Regions from separate parts of the Homo sapiens genome. Here region 2 is linked to region 1. A link is a loop called in an ENCODE intact Hi-C map of the cell type or tissue named here. Cell type or tissue: K562. All regions are shown on one strand. Each heading gives the region's core, and the rest is flanking DNA. Links, peaks and the distances in the headings are about the cores only. Region 1 holds the start of SNAI3 (snail family transcriptional repressor 3). Region 2 overlaps PIEZO1 (piezo type mechanosensitive ion channel component 1 (Er blood group)).

The links. Hi-C counts contacts between places; a loop is a spot of excess contacts. Peaks named below come from ENCODE experiments on the same cell type or tissue, not always from the same donor. Only the 100,000 strongest peaks of a DNase experiment are listed, where the experiment ranks them.
Region 2: it touches region 1 in a loop (1.9-fold over the local background); 7 of 110 quality-filtered maps call a loop at or near these places.

The regions. Positions count from the first base shown.
Region 1 is chr16:88,679,651-88,691,378 of GRCh38, reverse strand. It overlaps SNAI3 (snail family transcriptional repressor 3), which reads left to right and starts at 4,872. Exons shown (of 3, transcript NM_178310.4): 1 at 4,872-5,048; 2 at 9,665-10,285. The coding sequence starts at 4,973. SNAI3-AS1 (SNAI3 antisense RNA 1) reads right to left here. Exons shown (of 4, transcript NR_024399.1): 4 at 4,193-4,588. RefSeq lists silencers at 1,505-1,679, 4,592-5,051, 5,102-5,261 and enhancers at 8,720-8,979, 9,230-9,519, 9,710-9,889, 9,534-10,355, 10,280-10,399. In K562, for the core only: a CTCF peak has its summit at 6,058 (motif pointing right); DNase peaks (open chromatin) are centred at 4,818, 5,188, 5,763 and 6,028; H3K4me3 peaks cover 1,153 bases.
Region 2 is chr16:88,769,832-88,772,331 of GRCh38, reverse strand. All of the region lies in intron 1 of PIEZO1 (piezo type mechanosensitive ion channel component 1 (Er blood group)), which reads left to right. Among named protein-coding and RNA genes, the nearest start is that of PIEZO1, 14 kb to the left of the region's middle. RefSeq lists enhancers at 1,194-1,777, 1,778-2,361. In K562, for the core only: a CTCF peak has its summit at 1,397; a DNase peak (open chromatin) is centred at 1,311; H3K4me3 peaks cover 1,904 bases.

The sequences.
Region 1 (11,728 bases), core at 4,769-7,268:
GTGGGAATCTCAAAGGACCCTGGCAGAGAGCGGATGGTGTTGCTGGAACCGAGCTCAGGTATCCAACTCGGCAGGACGATGCCGGGGACCCCACAGATCCCTCTCCTGGTGCCCGGGACTTACCCGCTGATGCCCAGCCTCCATGTCACCTCAGAGCAGCTACTGCGACTTCCCACACGCATACGCCCATGGACACACGCACGAACACGCCTGTGGCCTGCAGACTCACACGCACGCTGCCTCGCTGCTTGATGGCTCAAGTCTCACCTCATCTGCCGCAGGCCCAAGGGCTCCCCTCAGCACCGGTCACTCTCCCTTGCCTGTGCTGAGGCATTGTGCAGTTTCATGTGTCTTACGGTTGGTGTGGGTAGGGACTGTTCTAACGGGCAGCACAGCCAAGCCTGCAGCCTGGGCACCAGGAGGACACCACGCTCAACCGCCCATGTCAGGGGCCAGAGATGAGCACTTAGGGGCGTATCTCCCACCCAGGAGCCTGGGCTGCCCGCACTCCCTGCACTTCCTTTAATCAGACCATTCAGGCATTTGCTTGTGAACCTGCAGTGACCACTCCCCATTCCCTGTGCATACGGCCCGTTACCACACACTGTCTTCTCTCTGCCTGACTCTTCACTTCTGCCCTGTGGGATCTGGGGACGGAGGATGGCCCTTCCCACTCCTGGCGCCCTCCCTGCCCAGGACCTGTGAGTAGTAAGTCTTTGAACATGTTTCCTACTGCAGTGGGGACTGAATTTGCACCTTCCACAAGGAAGAACCAGGGGCTGCCCAGGCTGGGTTTTCTCGGGGACGTGGGGGACAGAGGGCAGGCTCCCAACACCAGAGCGATGGTCAGGCAGGCATAACCTGGACGTGAATCAGACAGGAGCCACGGGGCGTCTGCCAGTGTGAGCAAGTTTCCTGGGGGGACTCATGGTTGCAGGTCAGACAACTAGGCATTAGGCCATCTGCCAGGCAAACGACACATCCCGGGAAAGGCACACGGCAAATACCATGTCCATCCCCTTCATCTCCCAAGAGCACAGGGCTGCCAGCCACCTGGCACTGGCACTGAAAGCCACTTTCGCTGGGGGCTCTGAAAACAACCCTGTCTGCCTCTCAGAACCCCCATATCACACAGGATGTGTCCACTGAACCCCAGCTTAAGAACCACCCTTCCTGGCCAGGTGCGGTGGCTCACGCCTGTAATCCCAGCACTTTGGGAGGCCAAGGCAGGTGGATCACCTGAAGTCAGGAGTTGGAGACCAGCCTGGCCAACATGGTGAAATCTTGTCTCTACTAAAAATACAAAAATTAGCCAGGCATGGTGGCACATGCCTGTAATCCGAGCTACTTGGGAGGCTGAGGCAGGAGAATCACTTGAACCCAGGAGGTGGAGGTTACGGTGAGCAAAGATCACGCCACTGCACTCCAGTCTGGGTGACAGAGTGAGACTCCGTCTTAAAAACAAAAAAAAAAACAAAAAAACAAAAAACCACCCTCCCTCTGACAATCCGGCCCTCAGACGGTGGTGTGGGCAGCCATAAACAGTAGTGAGTTCCCCTTCACGGAGGGGGACCAAGCACACAGTGGCGCCCGGTCTGGCTGGATGTTGAGATTTCAAGCACTGGGTTCAAGTTTCCATGGGCCCATGACCTTGGGCCGCATGGGATTGTCCCTCGATGTCTGCCTCCGCATGGGATGTCTGCCTCGATGAACTGCCTTTGCTCCTACAAGAGGGGCCATCTCTCTGAGTCCAAGGACAAGCAAGGCCCAGCTGCCAGACTCTCCTTTGAGGGCCTGGGTCTTCACCTGAGTGTCTCCACTCGAGACAGACAGGGCCTACGTGCCCCCAGAGCATGGGGCAGGGCCTCTAGAAAGGCCACACTGTCTGCAAGCTCCTGCTTCTCTTCCATCCAGTTCAACAAGCCCTGCTGAACCCCCAGCATGCACCTGACCACAGGCGGGCATTGTGCAGGTAGCAAGGGCTGAGCCCCTCCTGGTCTAGCTCTCAAGGACTGTGTTCTAATTCGGAGTGAGGGTTTCCAAGGTTTGGGTCATAAAGCCCTATGAGTAAAAAACGAGCAGTGGCTCCCGCCTGTAATCCCAGCACTTTGGGAGGCCAAGGCAGGAGGATCACTTGAGATCAGGAGTTCAAGACTAGCCTAGCCAACATGGTGAAACCCAGTCTCTAGTAAAAATACAAAAATTAGCCTGGCATGGTGGTGCACACGTGTAATCCCAGCTACTTGGGAGGCTGAGGCAGGAGAATTGCTTGAACCTGGGAGGCGGAGGTTGGAGTGAGACTCCATCTTAAAACAAACAACAGTCAATGGTGACAGAGATGTCTACCGTGTTGGATACCTGTGTGCACATCTCCAGACACTATGGTTACAGTCACTGTAAAACCAGAAAGGCAGGAAGACATACGTGTAGGAAGGATGAAAATGTCAACATAAATGGAACTCTAACCGTTTTTGCCCTGACCGGCAATTCTTGGGGTGGGCTACCCACTGGAAAACCGCTCTTGGGTGTCGGATGGAGGCAGATGGGAGGGGCCAGGCTGCCGGGCCCAGCACAAGTCATCATCCTGATGTCCTAGATGTCCAGGGAAGGGGGCAAGGACCTGGGTCGCCTGCTGCAGTTCAGGAGGGCGGGTCTAGCAGGCTGTGGGCCGTGGGTTTCCCCACTCAGGGGCACGTCAGTTTAACCCCCAGAGCCAAGCTGCCGGCAGTGAGGAACGGAAGACACGGAAAGGATGGAGACGGCCGCCCTCCCCCAATCCCCACCCCCGAGGCTGCACCTGTGGGAAGGGGGACGCTGATGTTTCCCTCTGTGGGGCCTTCTTGGGTCCAGCCTGGACACCGCCCTGTGCATCACAGCTGAAGAGTGAGTCTGCAGCCGACTTGAGTGTCCCTGGGGGGCAAGTTGTTGCGGCAGCCCTGGGACCCCACCCCAAAGGTGCTCGCAGGCCCTCTAGGGCGTTCCCGGGATGAGATCAGCCATTCTCCTCGGGAGGGCTACAGCAGCCCTGAGTAACACCAGGCTCTAGCTGGGATTAGGAGATAAGCTTGCTGGGGCTTGGCGGGTGGCCACACAACGGGTAGGTGGGCGGGGAGGGACGGTGTGGGTGGAGGCTTGGCTCAGGTATCTGCAAGCGTTATCTGTGTCTGCGAGGGAGAGAGAGAAGGAAGGGAGGCTATAAATAGAAACCTTTCCAGGCGAGGAACAGGTGAATAAGCAGAAGGCAGGCATGTGTCCTCTGAAATCTACACTCCCGGCGTGGTGGTGCCAGGCCATGCTTGCAGGAGAGGCGGGCACCTTCTTCCAGGGGCACCTCCACCTGTCCTTCCACTCCCCCTCACCAAGTGGCAGACAAGCTGGAGTGTGGCTGGGTCCCAATCCCACTGTGTCCTAACCTCTCACAGCCTTGGTCTTCTTTTTTGTTTTTTTTTAATTTTTTGAGACAGGGTCTTGCTCTGTTGTCCAGACTGGAGTGCAGTGGGGTCATCATAGCTCACAGCAGCCTCCACCTCCTGGAGGCTACTGCAACAAGCAATCCTCCCTCCTCAGCGTCCTGAGTAGCTGGGACTGAAGATGGGTGTTGCCACGCCTGGCTAATTAAAATAATTTTTTTTTTTTTTTTTGTAGAGACGGGGTCTCATGTTGTTTTTCAGGCTGGTCTCAAACTCCTGGGCTCAAGCAGTCCTCTTGTCTCAGCCTCCCACAGTGCTGGGATTACAGGCGTGAGCTGCTGAGCCCAGACTCACAGCCTAGTTTTTTTTCATTGGCAAAGTGGGGCTGATACTAGCCCAGCTTTTCACACCCTGGACGTGTGATGTGGGACGTGGGATGCTGGTGTGGCACGGCCCTCCTCCCTGCTGTCTGTCCCTCAGAGCTTCCATGGACTCACCACCCCCCACCTTCTCCACCCCCGGCCCACAGGGGGCAAAGGCCACCCAGCTCTGAGGTGGAAGCCCTGCTGGGGAGGCAGGCCGGCGGCACAGCCAGGGACACCCTGTGTGCACGCCAGCCCAGAGACGGCCCCACCTGGCCCCCAACGTTATGAAATGTCCATGTCAAAAGAGACCCAGACACTGGACACAGCGGCTCCCAGCTTTTTATGACCCTGAGGGCTCTACAGGACCACAAAGGAGGGAAACGGATTGCCCAGGTCACACGTGCAGCTGTTGCAGAATTCACGTGATTCACCGGTTTTATTAAACTTCCCATAACCATGTCTGACCCCCTGGGAATTCCAGAATTCCAGGCCAAGTCCTCCGTCCCCCAAAAAACAGCTTTCTGGAGGCACTGGACAAACTCCTAAAGGGCTGACTCCAGTGGGGGAAGCCTTCGGAGACTGCAGCCCATCCAGAAAGGACCACTGTCTCCAGGCCACCGGTCCCGGGCCTGTTCCAGAGCCGCCAGTAGGGCTGGTCACTAGGGTCAGCTTCGTTTCGCCTGGGCTCTCCCCATCAATCCTGTCCTGTGAGTTTGCAGAAGGGATGGGGAGGCGAGGCCAGGCCGCAGAGTGAGCGTCATTCTCCGCAGCAAGGGTTCTCCAAGGACCGCGCTCGGCCGACGCTTCCACATTCTGTGGAAGAGATTCTCGCTCGGTTTCCACACAGCTTTGAACTCTGCCCTTCACTCACGGCGAGTGGGTGGCCAGGCCCGACGGGTCGGTGTGTGACTCGGCGGCGCGCACGCCAGAGAATTCCCGTGGGGAGGACACCGGCGGCCACGCGCTCCCCGCCCCGTCCCGCCCGCGCACCTGTCCTGGGCGTGTTGCCCGAGACCCCGCCTCGCCCTCAGTTCCGCCCCCGTGGCCCCGCCCCACTCGCGCCGGGCGCTGGTTGGCGGAGGCGGCGCGCTATGCTAATGAGCCTGACCCCTTCAAGCGCCGGCGGACGCAGCAGTCCGGACCCAGGCGCGCCCCTCCCGCCCCAGCCCACCCCGGCCTGCCGCCCGGGAGGGGAACATGCCGCGCTCCTTCCTGGTGAAAACGCACTCCAGCCACAGGGTCCCCAACTACCGGCGGCTGGAGACGCAGAGAGGTACTGACTACCCGATCCCCGAGCCCCTGCCGGGACTCGACCCTGAGGGGCGGGAGAGAGAGAGAGGCCCCTGGGAGCGGGGGCTGGGGAGACACCTGTCCCAGGTGGGAGGAGAAGGAGCCAGCGCCTCTGCGCAGCGGCTGCGGCTGCAGGGAGGGAGGTGGCCCACGGGCGCCTCCACTTCAGGGCACTGAGCCCCGCCTCCGGCAGGGCGGGCGGGATTCTCTCCCAACTTGGAGAAGTTTTCTAAGTTTTCTAAGCCCCCAAGTCTCCCTGGAACTCACCCCTGATATACAGCCGCCCGTCCCAACCACTACAGCCCCAGCTAAAGGCACCCTGGAGTCATCTTCCTGGCGCACACGTTTGGGAGGGGTCGCGGGGTGGTGGGTGGGAGGGAAGGAGGGCCGTCTGGGGCGGCCCGGCTCAGGGACCCCCGGAGCATGCTGACTGGGGGTGTAAGCACAGGGGATGGTGAGAAGGACACATGGGCTCTTTCTGGTGCAAAGGCACTGCCCCTCCTGCATTCAGTTCAGGTGAGCCTCCGCCCGTGGTCTCCCTCCCTCCCCCACCTCCCTTCACCCCAGAAGCCCTCCTGCTCACCCCGGCAGGCTTGCCTGGGCAGGCTGGGCTAAAGGGCTGCAATCCTCCACACACCGGCTAGGCTGGGGAGATGGGTGCCCAGCAACCGGGCTGCCCGTTCATTCCCACTGCCTGCTAGGCTTAGGGACACGAGAGAAGAGGACTCTGTCCTTCAGAGGACAGCCTGCCACACGGGCGGTGAGAGCAGTCCCCACCTGGCTTGGCAGCTTCTTGGGACAAAGGCCCACTGAGGGGCGCCGGCGGACGCGGTGGTCGGGACTCACGCTCTGTGGCCGGTGGGGGAGAGCAGGAAGGGCGCTGTTGGGGCTGTGGCCCCCAGCAACACCGCCAAGAGGCCTTTATCCCAGCTCAGAACCCAGAGTTGGGGATGGGGGGGATCCCACCTGGACCCACACCCGAGGCCCGGGCTGCCACCAGGGGGTGCCAGCTAGGACCATGCTTTTCAAATGTGCATTTTGAAATCAGTTTCATCAGTCACCCCCAGCAATTTTGTAAAATAAAATAGAGCAGAAACTGCCGGAGTGCCTGGCTCATGGTGAAGGACACTGGCTTCTGTTATGTGTATGTGGATGCGCATGTGACTACACATGTGTGCGGAATTTACATGGGTAATAGTTGCAAGTTTCAAAGTGTTGCTTAGGGTCCATCCCAGTGTGCAAATCTGGGTAGCTGTGCTGGGCCCAGTGGGCAACTGTCGTGAGTAGCCGTGCTGCCCCGCAGTGCTCTCTGCTCCCCGCCCCCGCTCCCCTCCTCACTGTAGCCCCAGCTGCCTGGCTTTCTGACAGCCAGGGGGCCCTGGCAACTTTCTGCCAAGATGTTACCCCAGGATAGACCTGAGGTGCTGGGATTTGGGGCCCCTCAATCTCTCCTTTTAAATAAATGGCTCCTATGGCTCCCCAGGGAACCCCTGAAGCCAGCAAGGTACTTAAACAGTCTCTTCAGCTGGGTGTGGCGGCTCATGCCTGTAATCTCAGCACTTTGGGAGGTCGAGGACGGCAGATCACTTGAGGTCAGGAGTTCGAAACCAGCCAACATGGCGAAACCCCGTCCCTACTAAAAATACAGAAGTTACCCCGGTGTGCTGGCGGGTGCCTATAATCCCAGATACTCAGGAGGCTGAGGTAGGAGAATCACTTGAACCCGGGAGATGGAGGTTGCAGTGAGCCACGATCGCGCCCCTGCACTCCAACCTGGGCGACAGAGCGAGACTCTGTCTCAAAACAAAACAAAACAAAACAGTGTCTTCTCCCCAGGATCTGGACCGCAGCATGAATAAAAAGGCAAGCAAAACCCAGAGAGTATGGGGAAAGCATTTAAAATCCCAGCAGAAACACATGGTCAGCCTGACGGGGCGAGACTGTCTCTTGCCCCGTCCTGCCTCTGGGCTCAGCCACTGGGCCCACAAACAGGGTCCTGGCTCTGTGACAATACCTGGAGGCAGAAAGGTGGCCATGTCTTAGAGATGGAAAAAAGAAATGGTGACTTTTTCCTGCAGAGAGGCCCCAGCAAAGCCGGGAAACCTGGGGCTCCCCCAGTGCTGTCTCCCCAGAACTCTCTTGGACGCTGCCTCTTAGCCTGTCATTGCCGTCACTTCTGGGTGGACAGAAACCTGATGACTCTGTAATTAGGAAAACTGAGGGTGGGAGGAGGTCAGGTCAGGAGAGAGTGGCAGATGGGAGGCGTTCCTTTGAATCCCCTATTCCTCCTCATCCTCACAGCACTGGTTATTGTCAATTTTTTTCAGTTCTACTGGGTGTGAGCATCTCATTGTGATTGCGATTTGGGCTTCCCTGATGGCATTGAGCATCTTTGCATGTGTTCATTGGCCATTTGTGTATCGTCTTTGGAGAAATAGTTATTCAGATCCCTTGCCCAGGCCGGGCGCAGTGGCTCACACTTGTAATCCAGCACTTTGGGAGGCTGAGGTGGGCAGATCCCTTGAGGCCAGGAGTTTGAGACGAGTCTGGCCAATGTGGCAAAAACCCGCGTCTACTAAACATACAAAAATTAGCTGGGCATGGTGGCAGGTGTCTGTAATCCCAGCTATCAGGAGGCTGAGGCAGGAGAATTGTTTGAACCTGGGAGGCGGAGGTTGCAGTGAGCTGAGATCACGCCATTGCACTCCAGCCTGGGCGACAAGAGTGAGACTCCAGCTCAAAAAAAAAAAAAAAAAAAAAGGCCAGGCGCAGTGGCTTATGCCTGTAATCCCAGTACTTTGGGAGGCTGATGCAGGCGGATCACAAGGTCAAGAGTTCGAGACCAGCCTGGCCAACATGGTAAAACCCTGTCTCTACTAAGAATACAAAAATAAGCCAGGCGTGGTGGCGCATGCCTGTAATCCCAGCTACTTGGGAGGCTGAGGCAGGAGAATTGCTTGAACCAGGGAGGCAGAGGTTGCAATGAGCCCAGATCGTGCCATCGCACTCCAGCCTGGGTGACAGAGCGAGACTCCATCTGGGGGAAAAAAAAAATTAGCCAGGCATGGTGGCGCACACCTGTAGTCCCAGCTACTTGGGAGTCTGAGGCAGGAAAATCATTTGGACCTGGGAGGTGGAGGTTGCAGGTTGCAGTGAGCCGATTTCACGCCACTGCACTCCAGCCTGGGAGACAGAGCAAGACTCTGTCTCAAAAAAAAAAAAAAAAAAAGGGTGGGGGGCCAGGTGCGGTGGCTCACGCCTGTGATCCCAGCACTTTGGGAGGCCAAGGAGGGTGGATCACGAGGTCAGGAGATCGAGACCATTCTGGCTAACACAGTGAAATCCTGTCTCTACAAAAAAAATACAAAAAAATTAGCCGGGCGTGGTGGCAGGCGCCTGTACTCCCAGCTACGCAGGAGGCTGAGGCAGGAGAATCGCTTGAACCCAGGAGGTGGAGGTTACAGTGAACCGAGATCACGCCACTGCACTCCAGCCTGGCAACAGAGCGAGACTCCGTCTCTAAAAAAAAAAAAAAAAAAAAAAAAAAAAAATCCCTTGCCCATATTAAAATTGTATTATTTGTCTTTTTATTGTCGACTTGCTAACATCCTTTATATGTTCTAGTGTTCTAGATGCTATTCCTGATCAGAAGTCTGATTTGCAAATATTTTCTCCTATTCTATGGGTTGTCTGTCTCTACCCAAAGCCTCAGCATGGAGGTAGAAACAGAGCCAGAGATCCATTTTAACACATATAGAGTAAGAAAGGGATTGAGGGCTGTTGGGAGATTTTGGCTTTGGGGACATACAGAGTTTAACTCTTACCTGCAGACTAACCTGTTTATCTGGGGGCTGCTGCCCTTACATGGATCACCCATGTGGTGTGCAGTGTGCCAGCCCCCAGATAGAGGAAACACCGTCCTGGGGAGGAGCCCAGCCGGGGTAATTCTGAAAGCCCAGGCCAGAGCACCCCAGCCATGTGGCTCAGCTGCATTCAGAGCACAGTAGAGTGGGCACTGGTCAGCGGCCAGGGAGGCTTCTGAGCTCACTGCCTCGTTATCCACAAAAGGAGATGCCCGAGGGGCGACTGTGGGGTGACTGGAGGGTGATTAGTTATGAGTGGGCTGATTTTACACTCAGCCGGCACCTTGCTGCCAAGCGTCTGACTGATGGCTGCTGCATGGGCACCTGGAGGATGCCGGCCCAGGCTGGGACCCCTCCAGAGGTGGGTGGGGCTCATCAGAGGGTCCTGCCCAGCCGAGGCGTAAAGGGCCCTCCTTTACCCACGAGGCCTGTTTCATGTTCCTGAACACAAAGGGTCCCGTCAGATGTTTCTTTGTGTTTAAAGAGGAAGTGAGATTCGCTCTCTAGACCGCGGGGCCTTCTTGTTCTAGATGACTCCACTCCTGGCCACGCTGTCACTTCCCTGCACAGCACCGCCAGCTCCCTTGCAAGCTGGGTCTGCATGCAGGTTCCCGGCTACACCTCCCACGCCAGGCTGCTGATGGGCTGTGACTGGGTCCACGAATCAGAGTTGGAAAACACAAAGTGCTGGGGATTCAGTCTTCATCTTTCTATTCTCTCCCCTCCACCCCTCTAGAAATCAATGGTGCCTGCTCTGCCTGTGGGGGGCTGGTGGTGCCCCTCCTCCCCCGAGACAAGGAGGCCCCTTCTGTGCCCGGTGACCTTCCCCAGCCCTGGGACCGCTCCTCGGCCGTCGCCTGCATCTCCCTGCCCCTCCTGCCACGGATCGAGGAAGCTCTGGGGGCCTCTGGGCTGGACGCCTTGGAAGTCAGCGAGGTCGACCCTCGGGCCAGCCGGGCCGCCATTGTACCCCTCAAAGACAGCCTGAACCACCTCAACCTGCCCCCACTGCTGGTGCTGCCCACACGGTGGTCCCCGACCTTGGGCCCAGACCGGCACGGGGCTCCGGAAAAACTGCTTGGGGCTGAGCGGATGCCCCGAGCCCCGGGCGGCTTTGAGTGCTTCCACTGCCACAAACCCTACCACACGCTGGCCGGGCTGGCCAGGCACCGGCAGCTGCACTGCCACCTGCAGGTGGGGCGTGTCTTCACCTGCAAGTACTGCGACAAGGAGTACACCAGCCTGGGTGCCCTCAAGATGCACATCCGCACTCACACGCTGCCCTGCACCTGCAAGATCTGTGGCAAGGCCTTCTCCAGGCCCTGGTTACTGCAGGGCCATGTCCGCACCCACACAGGTAGGACAGGGTGAAGGTCTGCAAGGACGGTCTGGGCTGGGGGAAGAGGGTGGGCTGCGGGAGTTAGAAAAGGAGGAGGGGTGATTTTATAAACAATAGCATGGGCATTCACATTCAGCTTCTGCCTTTTGACTTATCTGTACAAAGTCCCACAGACCACAGACTAGAGGCCAGAAGTCCAAAATCCAGGTGTCAGCAGGGGCCAGTGCAGGAGCCACGCCTGTAATCCCAGCACTTTGGGAGATTGAGGTGGGAGGATCACTTCAAGCCAGGGGTTCAGGACCAGCCTGGCCAACAAGCAAGACCCCAGTCTCTACTAAAAATCCAAACAGCTGAGTGTGGTGGCACGTGCTGGTAGGCCCAGCTACTTAGGAGGCTGAGGCAGGAGGATCACTTGAGCCCAGGAGGTTGAGGCTGCAGTGAGCTGTGGTCATGCCACTGCACTCCAGCCTGAGCAACAGAGTGAGACCCCAACTCAAAACAAAAAAACAAAACAAAACAAAAAAACCCACCAGGCATGGAGGCTCACGCCTATAATCCCAGCATTTTAGGAGGCAGAGGTGGGTGGATCACCTGAGGTCATGAGTTTGAGACCAGCCTGGCCAACATATGAAACTCTGTCTCTGCTAAAAATACAAAAATTAGCCGGACGTGGCAGTGCACACCTGTAATCCCAGCTATTCAGGAGACTGAGGCAGGAGAATCATTTGAACCCAGGAGGTGGAGGTTGCGGTGAGCCAAGATTGCGCCACTGCCCTCCAGCCTGGTGACAGAGCGAGACTCTGTCTCAAAAAAAAAAAAAAAAAAAAAAAAAAAAATCAAAAACATAATGCCATTAAAGTACAAAAGTGGCCTGCCCTTCCCAAGAGCCGGCCAGCAGCCTCTGCCCGGGCTTTCTGTCAACCTCAGCGTGCAAAGAATAAAAACAGAAAGGAAGAAAGGGCGCCAGGAATAAGCTTCAGTCTCCACATCAGGCCCAAAGGTTCACACTTTTTTTTTTTTTTTTTTGGTCTGAGGCAGGGTCTCACTCTATTGCTCAGGCTGGAGTGCAGTGGTTTGATTGCAGCTCACTGCAGCTTTGACTGCCTGGGTTCAAGTGATTCTCCTGCCTCAGCCTCCTGAGTAGCTGGGTCCACAGACATGCATCACCATGCCCAGCCAATTTTTAAATTATTTGTAGAAACGGGGGTCTCGCTATGTTGCCCAGGCTGGTCTTGAACTTCTGGGCTCAATCCATTTTCTCACCTTGGCCTCCCAAAGTGCTGGGATTACAGGCATGAGCCACTGTGCCCAGCTAGTTCACACTTTTTCTTTTTTTTTTTTTTTTTTTTTGAGACAGAGTCTCACTCTTTTGCCCAGGCCGGACCATAGTGGCTCTATGTCAGCTCACTGCAAGCCCCGCCTCCTGGGTTCATGCCATTCTCCTGCCTCAGCCTCCCGAGT
Region 2 (2,500 bases), core at 1-2,500, 86 kb before region 1:
AGAGCCTGCTTACCTGTCCCAACCCCCGGCTCACTTGCTGCCATGATACGTCTGGGATTCTGGGCCCTCCTTCTGAGCTTGGACACAGACTTGGGACTTCAGCGCTGGACACAGGTGCTGGATCTGGGGTCTCAATGGCACCAGGGATGGTCATTCTGACAGCCATGCCCAGAGTCTCAGGAGGGCCTGGGGCCGCAGGTGGACAGGCATCCTGACCAGAGTCTCAGGAGGGCCTGGGGCCGCGGGTGGACAGGCATAGAGTCTCAGGTGGGCCTGGGGCCGCGGGTGGACGGGCATAGAGTCTCAGGAGGGCCTGGGGCCGCGGGTGGATGGGCATAGAGTCTCAGGAGGGCCTGGGGCCGCGGGTGGACGGGCATAGAGTCTCAGGTGGGCCTGGGGCCGCGGGTGGACGGGCATAGAGTCTCAGGAGGGCCTGGGGCCGCGGGTGGACGGGCATAGAGTCTCAGGAGGGCCTGGGGCCGCGGGTGGACGGGCATAGAGTCTCAGGAGGGCCTGGGGCCGCGGGTGGACGGGCATAGAGTCTCAGGAGGGCCTGGGGCCGCGGGTGGACGGGCATAGAGTCTCAGGAGGGCCTGGGGCCGCGGGTGGACGGGCATCTGGACGTCGGCTCCACTAGTGTCACCTCTGCAACCTTGTCCCACCCAGCACCTCCCTATGGCCCTGCTCTGACTGTGGGCTGAGGGGGACCCCCATGGCTAGCTTGGGACCTCCGCTGGACACTGTCATAGGGCACTTGTCGAGTGGCCCTGCTGAGGTTCAGGCTTGGGCGTGTGTGGCCCCTGAGCCCAGCAGCTGCGTGAGCCGTGGGGAGCCGAGCCCCCAGTCAAGAAAGCTGTGTGCTCCTTACCCTGCCTGCTGGGCTTGGGGCCTGCAGGGCAAGGGAGGCGGTGGGATGGGAGCCCCGCCTGGCCTGGTTTCTTGTTGTCGCCGCACTCCTAGCTGTATGTAGTCAGATGAGGCTCCCAGTCCTGGCTCTGCTGCTGAGCACCATTGGGCCGGTGGTTGGGTGAATCTCTCAGCCTCTCTGAGCCTCCAGCACTTCGTCCTTAAGAGTGGAACTGGTCTGGACCTCCCAAGGGGGGGTCACTGGGTGCAGAGTTCCTGCAAGGCTGGGCCCGGTGCCAGTAGCGGTCGCTCTGTGGGGCCTTTCGCACGGTTGATTTTTATCTCCCTGTGAGATTAGCGCCTGCCCTGCTCTGCCTCACGGCTCTGGCTCTCCGGGACTGAGACCACCTGCTAAGTGACAGGGGCGGAAGGACCTTGCAACACAGAGCAAGACGTGATAGGGTGGAGCTGCTCCGCCCAGGCCCCGCCTGCAGATGAGAGGGCCCAGAGCCTCTTAATCCCCTGCGCTCAGGGCATGTGACGGCAGGGAGTCTCTCCAGTGCCGCCCACCGGATTCCTATAGTTAGAGCTCCTCGCCCAAGCCCCCAGGGCACCTCACTGGCCTCCCAGGTGAGGACATGAGGCCCAGCGACTCTGGTGGTGGCTGGTGTCACCTATGGCAGGGCCGCGCGGGGCCCAGTGGAGGACGCCTGGCCCGGACCTGACTGCTCCGTGGGAACCGTGGGGCGTGCTCAGGGTGACTTGGTGCGGCTGGGCTGCCAGCCGGCCTGGCTGAGTCACTGGCAGTGAAGGCACCAGGTGGTGGACGTGCTCGGCAGCTGGCGGGAGAGTACCCCCACCCAGGACCGTGTTCAGGCTGAGGGGGAAGGGAGCGGCCCAGGCAGGCACCGCCCATGGCGGGGCCCCCGCACTAACGGCCACCTCTCCCGATGGACTGCAGTTCTGGAGCCGCCCCTGAGGAGAACGCCCTGCTCAGTGTCCTGGCAGACTCTGGACTCTTCACCGTGCCATCCTCGCTACAGCCTGGCCAGGCAGCCGCTCCCGTCCCCCCACCCCACAGACAGGAACTGCAGACTCCTAAAGGTCGAGCCAGCTCCCAAGTCCATAGCCAGAAAGTGATGCAGGCGGGGCCCGGCTGGGGGGCAGGTGTGACCGGGTCATGGGGGAGCGGGCTGTGCACAGGCATCAGGCTGAGAGGTCTCGGGGATACGTCCTGGGAGCCGCCTGCCAGGCGTCCTGTGGGGCTGCCTGCAGGCCTCCTCTGGCTTTGGCAGGTTCTGTCCCGACAGACCGAGGCTTGGGAAGACCGGATTGTGCACTCTCTGCCTGGAGAGAGGGTGGGGAGGGGCTGGGGCGTGTGGGCAGGGAGAACACCCTGGGAGGCATCAGTCCTCTTCCCTGGGGACGGGCCATGCGTCAACAGTCCCTCACTTCCTCTCTCAGGGGCAGAGGCGTGGGGGTCCCGAGCCTCCAGGTTGGAGTAGGTTAGGAGGGCCTCAGAGCCCCCTGCTGCCCCGCCATGTGGCATTGGAAGGGGTGTGACCCCCTAGGGGATCTGTTAACCACACTCCGCCCCATGCCGGCCTCTCTGTTCCCTCTAACCTGCGCAGGAGCAGGGCCAGCTCTGAGCTAG